Linked DNA regions of Homo sapiens: regions 2 and 3 are each linked to region 1. Evidence: chromatin contacts called from ENCODE Hi-C or POLR2A ChIA-PET data. All regions are on one chromosome and are shown on one strand. Each heading gives the region's core, a stretch centred on a gene start or an enhancer-like site at or near the end of the contact. The rest is flanking DNA. Distances are from core to core; before and after follow the strand shown.

Evidence for each region. A loop is a pair of places that touch in the nucleus more often than their neighbours do. ChIA-PET counts read pairs that join two places held with the same protein, here RNA polymerase II (POLR2A). Pooled maps may share reads with other maps.
Region 2: a loop to region 1 is called in a map of heart left ventricle, with 6 times the contacts of the local background. The contact joins the enhancer-like site here to the promoter of LINC01243 in region 1. A Hi-C loop is called at or near these places in 2 of 168 maps with a recorded cell type or tissue (heart left ventricle and left ventricle myocardium inferior) and 1 of 50 pooled maps. POLR2A ChIA-PET finds 5 or more read pairs at or near these places in 1 of 52 experiments (activated T-cell).
Region 3: a map of CD4-positive, alpha-beta memory T cell shows a loop between it and region 1 (2.1-fold over the local background). The contact joins the enhancer-like site here to the promoter of LINC01243 in region 1. A Hi-C loop is called at or near these places in 6 of 168 maps with a recorded cell type or tissue (CD4-positive, alpha-beta T cell, CD4-positive, alpha-beta memory T cell, CD8-positive, alpha-beta T cell and 3 more), 13 of 37 single-sample maps with no recorded cell type and 11 of 50 pooled maps. POLR2A ChIA-PET finds 5 or more read pairs at or near these places in 3 of 52 experiments (CD4-positive, alpha-beta T cell, activated CD4-positive, alpha-beta T cell and activated naive CD4-positive, alpha-beta T cell).

Annotation. Positions count from the first base shown.
Region 1 is chr9:31,379,197-31,383,212 of GRCh38, reverse strand. LINC01243 (long intergenic non-protein coding RNA 1243) reads left to right here and starts at 1,723. Exons shown (of 2, transcript NR_135134.1): 1 at 1,723-1,854.
Region 2 is chr9:31,321,515-31,325,530 of GRCh38, reverse strand. No RefSeq gene overlaps it. Among named protein-coding and RNA genes, the nearest start is that of LINC01243, 58 kb to the left of the region's middle. Within about 2 kb of position 1,655, at least 3 of the 41 ENCODE cell types and tissues checked have a DNase peak (open chromatin) inside an H3K27ac peak, as active enhancers do.
Region 3 is chr9:31,344,951-31,348,966 of GRCh38, reverse strand. No RefSeq gene overlaps it. Among named protein-coding and RNA genes, the nearest start is that of LINC01243, 35 kb to the left of the region's middle. RefSeq lists enhancers at 1,662-1,721, 1,752-1,821. Within about 2 kb of position 1,731, at least 7 of the 41 ENCODE cell types and tissues checked have a DNase peak (open chromatin) inside an H3K27ac peak, as active enhancers do; they include CD4-positive, alpha-beta T cell and CD8-positive, alpha-beta T cell, where a contact is called at or near this core.

The DNA.
Region 1 (4,016 bases), core at 474-2,973:
CATTATTCAAAATTTATTTTTACATAACCAAATTTTTAAATTGCATTTTGCTATCCACAGCAAAAGGTTGAAAGAAAAGACTTGGAACCAACCCAAATGCCCATCAGTGATAGACTGGATAAAGAAAGTGTGGCAAATACACACCATGGAATGCTATGCAGCCATACAAAAGGATGAATTCATGTCCTTTGCAGGGACATGGATGAAGCTGGAAACCATCATTCTCAGCAAACTAACACAGGAACAGAAAACCAAACACCACATGTTCTCACTCATAAGTGGGAGTTGAACAATGAGAACACATGGACACAGGGTGTGGGAGCATCACACACCAGGGCCTGTTGGGGGATGGGGGGCTAGGGGAGGGATAGCATTAGGAGAACTACCTAATGCAGTTGACTGGATAATGGGTGCAGCAAACCACCATGCGATGTGTATATCTATGTACCAAACCTGCACATTCTGCACATGTATCCCCAAACTTATAGTATAATCGTTAAAAAAAGAACTGAAACTACAAAAAAAAATCTTAGATGCTTTTAAATCCAAGATGTGGAGATTAAAATCTTAATGTAATTAGCTTTCAAATTACTGATATTCTAATCAACAAAGACCCAGCTTTGTACTCCCATTTTCTAATGAAAATTCAGCCAATAATTTCAGCATATTTAGGAATGAAGTGGTTTCTGTGACATGAATAAATTCATCCTACCCCAGATGATACATACAATTGAGATTAATAAGACAATCTGTAAGAAGAATATCTTGGATTTATTTATTTTTATCAGCACAATTCCCTTATTACAAAAATGTCACAAATAATTAGCACACTGTCAAGGTCCAATCAGGAGATACTCCTCATGGCCCTGGCAGGTCTTAAGCAGTATGACTACTTAGTTTGATACTCGAATGGAGTTCTTCCTTAAACAAGCGAAATCAATGAAACTATCAGAAGTCTGGAAAGATATGAGAAAAAGGAATAATGCCATGACAAGTGTGTCTCTACACTGCGCTTAGTACTCTGCAGCACTTCTGAAATATGAGCAACACAGTTTCCAGCATGAACCTCACAGTTCTCCATATGCCCAGGAATTTTGGCTACTTACTTCTTATCCCAAAGGCACCCCGTGTGAGGCACTAGAAAAAAAAATGGTTAAAATTATTATCTTATTTTAATAGTACTTCATTTGACATTCTCTTTACATAAATTATACCATTAAGTAAGAGGAGAGTCAGATTTATTGTAAAACTAATGGAACTGGTTCTTCTTTAAGCTCTTGGGCCTCTGTGAGTGCTGGAGTTTATTGAATGTTTTGGGTAGAGATCGGAAGCCAGATTGCAATTATTTGGCTAAACAAACCTGACAATACAGGTACCTAGATTACCAAGGCTACTACATATATTTTTTTCATTCTGAAAATATGTTCACTTTCATGCCCCATTGTGTATTTGTTCTGTGTTATTCTTTTTCTCAAATAGAGCTCTCCAACTTTCATAAGATTTTGGTCTCCTCAAACCTAAATCCTTATCCCGGGGGGAAAAATGAGATTAAAGATCTCTGCTAAACCGATCACTAATTTATAACGTAGAACGCTTATATGACTTATCTATTGCCATTTTCATGCTAATAACCCTCAAAACTCAGTGACATAGAACAATGAGCATTTGTTTAGCTCAGGTCTATAGGGGAGTGATTTCATCTAGGCTCACTCACAAGCCTAGAGTCACTGTCAGGAAGCTGAGCTAGGATGCCTTTAGCTTTGATGACTGGGGTGACTTGGCTCATTCCACATGTTTCTCATCCTCTAGTGGGCTATACTGGGAATGTTCTCACAGTAATGGCACAGAGAAAGGGTAAGTAGAGGAAATACACACTAACTTGTTCAAGCATCTCTGTATCCCATCGAGTAATGCCTCATTGACCAAATCAAATCATATAGATGGTGTAACAGAATCAAGGGGGCAAAAATGACTTGTTGTAACTTTGGAAATTGTTAATTAGGATATATTCCGTCCTTACCTTTTAAAGATACATATTGAGATATTTGCTGTTGAAATTACATGAAGTCTTGAATTTGCTTCAAAATACTATAAAGAAAAGAAAATGGATGGGATGAGATGAAGCAAGACTGATAATGAGTTGATAAATTGTATGGCTGGGAGATGAGTACACGGTGTTCATTCTACTGTTCTCTTGACTTTTGCACACATTTCAGGGGAGGCTTTATCAGTCATTTATTTCATTAAGCATATAGGGGATATTTTTAGCGATAATGTACTCTTTTACTTATAATTGTGTTATTATAATATATAATGTCTAGAGAAATTTGGAGAATATATATTAGCTGATAAAATATTATTTAATTGTATTTAAAAAGAATATATGTCTTATCCAATACATATCTTTAAGGTTATGTTTATTTCTGGTCAATTTCAACATGAGTTTGTGTATTAACAGTGATTTATTGAGTACCATCTGTGCACCATGCCCATTTCTAGGCTCTGGCCATAGAGAATGAAACAGATGAATGGGGTTTCTGATCTTGAGGTTTTCATGGTTGTATTAGTCTTCTATCACCGCCTTAACAAAGTTCCATAATATTGATGGCTTAACCAGTACAAAAATAATATCTTGTAATTCTTAAGTCAGAAATTCAATATGGGACTCATTGGGCTTAAATCCAGGTGTTGGCAGGTCTGCATGTCTTTCTGAAAGCTCTAGGGGAGAATCAGCTTCCTTGCATTTTCTGTGCTCTAGAGATCACCCACATTCCTTGACTTGTGATTCCTTTCTTCCATCTTCAAAACCAGCAGTGTCGCACCCATCTGTGATTTTCTTCCACAATCACATGTCTATCTGAATGACTACAGTCAGGAAAGTTTCTCTACTTGTAAGGGTTCCTGTGATTAGATTAGGCATACCTGTCCAATCTAGGATAATCGCTCCATCTCAAGGTCCTTAAATTTAACCACATCTAGAACCACATCCCTTTTTTCATGTTAGGTAACGTATTTCAAGTTTCAGATTTGAGAATGTTGACATCTTTGGAAGGCCATTTTTCTGCCTATCACAATAGGTAAATGCTGGGAAGAAGCAAATTAATTAATTAAATAATTAAGCAAAATAGACATTTTCAGACACTGATATATACTATAAAAGTCTGTAAAAGAGTGATACAATAGTCAATGATTTGCAACTTGTGCGTAAGAGAAGGCCTCACTAAGGAAGAGACATTTAAACTGAGGCTTCTGACAAATAGAGATCACCTTGCAAAGTGATGTAGGCAGGTAATTCCCAGTTAAGGCAAAGCTAATGTAAAAGTCCAAGGTGGGAGAATAGAAAGAAGGCAAATGGGCTAGATCCTAGAGAGCTAAGGGGAAAGTAGCATTTCATGAGGTTGGAGAGTTAGTAAGAGTCCAGATTTTTTGGCTTATTTATTGTCTGATTTACCCTGTTGTAGGTTCTGAACTTTGTACAAATTGCCAAGGAAAGCTAAGTAGAGAAAGGAAATAATCTGATTTATGTTTAAAAGTAATATCTGGCCGCTTGGTGGATAATAAACTGTAGCTTTCTGTTCTCCATAGCACCTATCATGACCTTGGCTGTTAAGTCCTAAATTAGTAATTTAATTAAAATTCCTATGTTATTTAGCAAAATACTCTTTGTAAATTAATATGTTTAAGTTTTGAAAATAATCCAGTATGAGATTTTGGAACTGATACTGAAAAGCTAAGTAAAATTGGATGAACTTAATTATTTCTGTTAAATAAGAACTACATTCTTCCTTCAGTAGAGATAATTCTGATATTTGGTATTTACTCAAAGGTTCAAATAGGAATATGAACAATGTATGTACATATATTTTTAACAAATCCTAGTATATGGGATATGTCATCATATTTTTAAAGCTAAAGAAGAAAATAAATTATACACTATGCTATTGTTTCAAAACTAGAGCTATTGTTTAAATTTATAGGGATACAGTAACAATTTTACAAGGTTTATTTTGTATCTA
Region 2 (4,016 bases), core at 406-2,905, 58 kb after region 1:
AGTGGCTGGTGAGAAAGCATTACTGCCTGAGCTCTACCTCCTGCTCGATCAGCAGTGGCATTAGATTCTCCTAGGAGCGTGAATCCTATTGCAAAGTTCACAAGCAAGGGATCTAGGTTTCATGCTCCTTATGGGGATCTAACTAATACCTGATGATCTGAAGTGGAACAGTTTCATTTCAAAACCATTCCCCAACCCATTCCACAACCCCCCATGCATGGAAAAATTATCTTCCACAAAACCTGTCCCTGGTGCCAAAAAGGTTGGGGACTGCTGTCCTAGACTACAAACATGTATAGCATGTTACTGTACTAAATACTGTAAGCAGTTGTAACACAATGGTATTTGTGTATCTAAACATATTTAAATATAGATATGTTTATAAAGATACAGTAAAATATATTGTACTAAATATTTTAAAATTGTACATTTGTACAGGACACTTACCATAGAGAAAGCTTGCAGGACTAAAAGTTATTCTGGGTGAGTCAGTTAGTGAGTGGTGAGTGAATGTGAGGGTCTAAAACATTAGTCTACAGTTCTGGAGGCTTTACGATACTGTACACTGAGGCTATCCAAATTTATATTAAATACTTTTTCTTCAATAATGAATTGACTTTAGCTTACTAAAACATTTCTACTTTATAAACTTTTAATTTTTAAAGAAGTTTATGAGTCTTTTATAGTAGCACTCATTTTAAAACATCAATACATTGTACAGTTGCACACAAATATTTTCTTTATATCTTTATTCTATGATTTTTTTCTATTTAAAAATTGTTATTAATTAGTTATTTTTTTAAAAATTTTGTTAAAAACTAAGACTCAAACACACATATTAGCATAGGCCTACACAGGGTCAGGATCAATATCACTGTCTTCTATCTCTACACTTTGTCCCACTGGAAGGTCTTCAGTGGCAACAACATTCATGGAGCTGTCATCTCCTGTGATAACAATGCCTTCTCCAGCAGTAACTCCTAAAAGACTACCTGAGGCTCTTCTTGAGGTTTCACTCTTTATATAAATAAGTATTATGACATTTAGAAACCCACAATGTTATTAACTGATAGGAATTTTCAGCTCAATGATAATATTATGGGACCACTGTATTATATGTGGTCCATTGTTGAAAGAAAAGTTCTTATGCAATACATGACTGTACAACAGCATTCAAAACAGGTTGGGATTTCATTTCCTCCCCAGGAGGTAGCTCCCTGCCCTGTGAGCTCCTCACCATTCTGCTACACCAAGTGCTGTAAGCCCTGCAGTGGAGCCTCTGTACTGACAGAAGGAACCTTTCTTCTAGATAAAGTGACACTCTCGGCAAAATAAAAGTGTGGTTATGAAAAAATAAGTATGTAAAAGACAGTGGAAAGAGAGATCAGTGCAATGGGGAAGAAAAACAGAGAACCAGTAAGATGCCACACCTGCACAAATCAAGATAACATAAAAGCCCTGTTACATGTGAAAAAAAAATTAAAAACCCTCCAGGTGAGTAGTACTAGGGCTTTCCTTTGAAGTGCTGTGGACAAATATAGGAACACAGGGTAGGAAGTGTTAGAGAATCCTGAGTCTAAACAGGCCTAAGAGATCTCTAGCACTTCCTGTACTGGTGTCTTCAGGAGATTGTGGTTTCCTAAGGGCTTTACACCTTTGTGATTAGGATAAAACTTGTATGGTTGCCTTCGCAGCAGACTGAGCAGTTAAGTATTCCTCCTTAAAAGGCTAAATATGCAGAAGTGATAGTGACATAAAAGCTGCTGTCATTTAGTTTGGTTTAAAATGTGTTATTTAAGGGATATATGGATAATAAGGGAAGTTGGAAGAGTAAGGAGAGGAATAATAATCTGAGAATAAAAGATTCACTCTAGATGGCAGGGAAATGATAGCAGTTGCTCGAGGAAGAGATGCTCTGCTCTTTAGGTAAATATTTCAGAAATTCTTCATATTCTTCTGTAACTTTTATTATACATATAATTTTATGCTTCTATAAATGCTCCAAACACATAAATGAACACCTAGATGCAATTCATATCCCTTCCAGTTTAAAAAAGTAAATTTGTCTGCAAAAAATAACCCAAAATGCCACACAGCAAAATAAGAGCAATTTGGGTTTAAAAGAAGAGTCTGACAAGTGGGAGAGAAGACAGACAGCACTACATGACCTCCAGCCAATTTCCTCTGTCCAGTTGAAGTGATTATCCACATATTATTAAGATTGGTATACTTTTCATTACAGGCACTGTGTAGAATTTACACAATTTTAATTATACCATAATAGAAGAATTTGTTTCACTCAAATAACATTTTTCTTTCTTGCAGAAGGGCAAAAATACTGTAGCAAAGATTCTAGTTCCAGGCAATAATTTCAGGCAAGTGCTTCTCTTCACTTTCTCCTAAAATGACTAAAGAAATATAGATATACTTATCTTTAGACAACTGGGAAGGGTGACTTGTACAGTTCTGAAACTTGAAAATTTCTATTAATAAGGCAGAGGAAATCAGATAGAGGGAAGATTTGATCAAGGACATGTTATCACTCCACATGACAAAAGCATGTGAGTGATGGGGCAAGATCTGAGGCAGAATATTGCAAATCATCCAAAGGTGAGAAACTGAGTAGAGATGAGAAGGACTACAGTGAGACAATGAGACAGGGGACTTGGGCAATGCAAGTTTTATATGTGACTTCAGAGATGAAATATGTTCTGGAAATCAGCCAGTAACAGATGCAGTGAATATTGTGCAGAGGAAAGTGAAGGAATGCCCGTGCTCTAAAAAAATTAGCAAATAATATTAATAATGACATTAAGTTCTTGCAATGGCAACGATAAAACCAATGGCAACAACACTGTGTCGCAGCTATGGATGACTTCTCACAGAACACTGTAAGTGTTACAAACTCTTTTACTCCCATTACCTTCTTTCGTGGAACCTGACACTACTGGGTAACACGAAAAGAGTCATGAGAACAACCTAGTGCTCAAACTGATAAAATATTACTGATTCCAAACTATCCTGTGAAACACCAGAGGGAATCAATTTCACTCGTTCTCCATCCAGAGTTTCTTCCAGGCAACAATTTTATAAAATAGAGTGGCTGGGACAATGCAGGCGAGAGACTTTCTGATTCATGATTATGAGTGGACTTTCACCTAATTCATTGGGAGAAATAGCAAATGCTGAGAAGCTTTGTTGTTTACAGGAGGATCAAAGAAAATCTGCTCTGCATGACTGCCAGTCCTTCCTTCATGACACCATTCTTTCCCTATTGCACTGTGTTCACTCAAACTTCGCCAGGATTCCTTCTATATTTTAGCCAATAAAACCACATTTCTCTAACACTATTTTCTCACATTTCCTTTTGATATATACATTTATTTTTGCTATACTCTGATTAACGCAGGGAAGGTATCCCATAACCTGATTTGTGCTACTTCAGTGGTTTGGTTTCAGATGGACCATATATCTATTTGGTCAAATTTCAACTATAATGATGGCAGCAGCAGCCCATCTGGAGCAGCCACTGCCAAGAGGGTGGCTGCAGCAGGGGAGGCATGGCTGGGCTGCATGCTCAGTGGAGCCAGTGGGAGCCGGGAGCAGGCAGGAGCCCTGCCCTCCCAGGCACAGCTGCAACCACCCAGGCACAGCTGCAGACCTGGGCCTCCCTGTGCTCTTGGAGGCTGGGAGCAGGTGGGAGCCCTGCCCTCCCAGGCACAACTGCAACTGCCCAAACTGTGACTGCAGACCTGAGCAACTCGGCATTCTCAGAGTCCTGAGAAGGCGCCCCCATTCCCACAGGCTCAGAGGTGTCTGCTCCTGCTTCCTGGCCTCTCCCCACTCTCAGCTCCTGCTCCACTCTTGGTGTGAGGTTGGGGCCAAACCTGGATGCTGTTGCAGCCTGGGCGGGTGTTCACACACTCGGAGCAGTGCTGGCATGCCAGCCTTCTGCCATCTTGGCCTCTTCTGGACTTTGGGCACCGATGAGCATGGGAGTGAGGCTGAGAGGGGGC
Region 3 (4,016 bases), core at 482-2,981, 34 kb after region 1:
GTGAGAAAAACAACTAAAACTGAAATAATTTTACTGGAGCTGCAGGATATTGTACGCATTGCCCAAATGATCATTTCCATTTCTAACATATGTTACCTTTGTCTTTATGAGTTTGGCTCAGAGAAGAGATAATGAATGACAGAAAGATAAAGATTAACATTTTAGTTTGAAAATCTGAATGTCAATTTGGAGAAGTATCATTCTCCCACTATAAAATATCGATTCAGAGAAAAATATTTGAATTCCTGTTTTCTGTTTAGAGTTTCATTCCTCTTGGGATATTTCTGAGGTTATCATAACACTTTAGCAACTGTTTTTTAAAACAGAGCCTTCTTATTCAGATTATTACATTGTTTCATGCTGATAATGATAGCACAGTTGTTTGGATTGAATCTATTTTACCAAACTAAATGCTTATATCCTCTCCCATTTTGACAAATTTCAAAGTGCCTCTCAATTGTTGCTGTAATCTTTAGATCCTGTGGAAGGTTTTTTCCACACTTTCAATACTGACCTCTAAAAGGTAAATCAGTATACTTCTTTAACACTCACAAATTAGTAATCATCTGTAGAATGCTTAGAATCAATTGTTAATTTTCAGCATCTTTTGACCATCACTGGTCTGTCTCTGACCTGTCTAGCTGTAGGGGATAAAAGCTTATAGCATGTGAGGTTGATTTCTTTGATTTCTGATTCAGTGGATATTATTCTCATCAGAACATTGAGAATGCTTTCAGCATCACTGAAACTTTAAGACAGTTGGCTCTCCCATCTCAGGTGTGCCAGGAGGCAGTGTATGTGTGTTTACATGAATACTAACCAACAGCTGTCCCTCTCCAAGCCTTTGTAGTACTATCTTCTCCCCATAAGGTTTTTTAGTAGGTTCCAAATTGAAGTCACTATGCTATATGTTGTCTACATCAAGCAAAGCCAACATAATATGTCATCTCTTGAGGAAATTACATCCGAATTCAAAGCTCATTGTGGCACACTTTTTCAACATTTGATATTTAGAAAAATACTAACATCTACGATTCTTTTTTCCTTGATTTAAAATGAGATAACTAAATACATTCTAGTATTAAGTGAGATACCGTATTTAAAGTGATTAGTGTCAAACTTTACATCCAGCAGTATTCAATAAACATTAACAGTCATCACTATTATACTGAACTAAAGCTCTTTGTCTCCAGATATTCTGCTCTAGCTAGAATGTAGAATTCGTAAGAAAAAATTGTTTCCATTTTTTGGAAATTGTTTCCTAGATAAATTAAAAGTCCTATGTTTTTAAAGGCAAAAAGTGCTGGTGATTCAAAAGACTCTTAATGATTATGTTCCAGAGAAATACCAGAAGTTTCTAGAAAAACAGAAACCAGTGATCTCTTCCTTCTCTCAGGCATATGTTAAACCTCGGCCACGGGTGGGTAGAGGATCAAGCCTGCCAAACTTAAAGGGACTGTTATGGGATAAGGAGAAACCAGCGGAATGGATAGCAACCATTTGAACTGATGTGATAGATTCGAGTATGTGGGATCCCAAATATACAGCTAAGTTTTTCCTGCCTGCCAGTTCTTTTTTACAGGACATTTTCTGAAAGCATAATAGAATTGAAGGCTGGAGGATGGATTGAAAAACAGAAATAAGTCTTTGAAGTCCTGCTGTACTTATATCACAACATCCTGCTAGATGTACGGAACCACATGTTATTCTTAAGAACAGGAAGCTAAAAGGAAACTGAAACTCACTCAGCAGCAAAAACAAACAGGCCAAACAACTCAGCTCAGCCCTGAAAGGATTAAAGTATTGTCCCCTGCGTGTAAATGTATATCAAAAGAGAAAAATATAATAGTATTTGGTCAAATTACAATTTTTTTTGAACACAATATTTGGTATACAAAAAACATTTACATAAGGGGCAGAAAACCGTAAAATTAATATTCATATTCAACAGTTAAATAAGAAAATGGGAACAGAACAACAAACAACCTAAGTGTTAGAAAAAACACTTTATAAAAATGATTACAAATAAGAGAAAAATCAGAGAGAAAAGTGGACAAAATCAATGAAAGTATTGGTCATTTTAACAGATGGCTGAGAATAGGAGATTATTATTTTCACAGAAATTTTATAATTTTATAAAAGAACCAAATGTATTTTCTTCAACTAAGAATTTTTTAAAATCTTAAATAGTGTTGCTTGGATAGGGTAACAGCAGACTTGTCACAGAAGAAAAAATGGCTTAGAGAATTTAAGATACATTAATAAAACTATACAAAGTATAGAGTGAGCATAGATTAATTTATAAATAAAAGAAAAAATTAAAACAGAGTATCAGTCTTCTGAGGTAATGTCAAATATTTTTCCATGTTAGGAGACTGAGAATAACACAGAAAGATAATTAAGACACAGAAAATTTTGAAGATACAATATGAAAGAATCTCCTAAATTTGTAAAACCTTTAATATGAATTTCAGTAAGCTCATTAAACCCCAAACAGGATTAATACAACACAAATACACATATGCACCAACCCAAAGCATATCATAAAGGCTTCATAAAAATGCTTTTAAAAACTTAAATATTGTCATCACTGATAATGAAACCCAGATGACCAGAAGGCAATAAAATGTCATTTTTAAAGAGCAAAAAGGAAAAGAAAATCTAGTCAATAGTTTTTAATCTAGTGAAATATCCTTCATAAATGAAAGTAAAATAAATAGATAACTGGAAAAATGAAAGCTGAAAAAAATTTGTCTCCAGCATACCCACAATAGAAAAAACAAAATTTACTCTTCAGGTAAAGGAAAAATGTTTTCAGGAAGAAGCACAAATCTGCAGGAAAGTATGAGAATGATAGATTAATATAGATAAAGATAAAAGTCTATAATAAAACATTAAAAGATCTGTGTAATTTTGGATGTATGGCTTAAGTAGAATAAAATATGGTATTTATTTATATATCAATAATAACAAAAGATTGTTATTCTTGTTAACAGATTATTAAAATATTAATTCAAACTGAGCTCAAGTTAGCCATATGTATTTTAAAGTGCTAAGTAAACATTAAAATAGGAAAAGTGAAATGCAATAGTGCTGACAAAATAAAAAATTACTTGAGTTCCTCAAAAGAGACAAAAATGTAAAAAGAAAAAACAGAAGGAAATAGCAATAGCTTGTATATTTTAAAACAACCTCATCGGTAACTATATTAAATATAAATGGTCTAACCACTCCAATTACATTAGAAAAACTGTCAGATTTTATAAAAAGAGGCTTAAATATAGGCAGTTTACAAGTGAACCACTTAAGTATAAGCATAGATTTCCAGAAAAAGTTGAGCAAACTACATGCAAATAAAGTAGAAAGATGAATATAATAACTAAAGTAACAGCAATCAGTAAAATAGAAAATGGATTAACACAAAGGACATTGAAACAAGCCAAATTTTGTTTCACTAAATAGGTTAAAGCAAGAAGGAACAAAAAAAGAGAGAAAAAAATTTCTAACAAGATGATTGAGAACAGGGGATTATTATGAATTATAAAATATTTTAAACAGGAAGAGAATATTATGAGAAACTTTATGTCTATAATATAACTTAAATAAAATAGGCAAATTCTTTGAGAAAAATAACTTTAAAAAACTGACACAGGAAGAAATGGAAAACCTGCACAATTCCATGTCAGTTAAAGAAATCGGATCTGTCATTTCAAACTTTCTCATTAAAAAAAATCTTTAGACATAGATAACTTTTCTGTTAAATTCTATTAAATATTTATAAAATATATAATAGCAAACCTATGAAAAAAATTTTCAGATATTCGAGGTATAGATAATGTTTCTCTACTTGCTATCCAAGATAGAACCCTGATAATAAAACCTGGAAAATATTACTTGAGAATAAACTCCCTAATCAATATCTCTCATGAACTTGAAATAAATTTAAAGAATTGCCTGTTTTCATGTAGTAATGTATGAAAATGCTGATATATAATAACTAAGTGTTTTACTCTCTG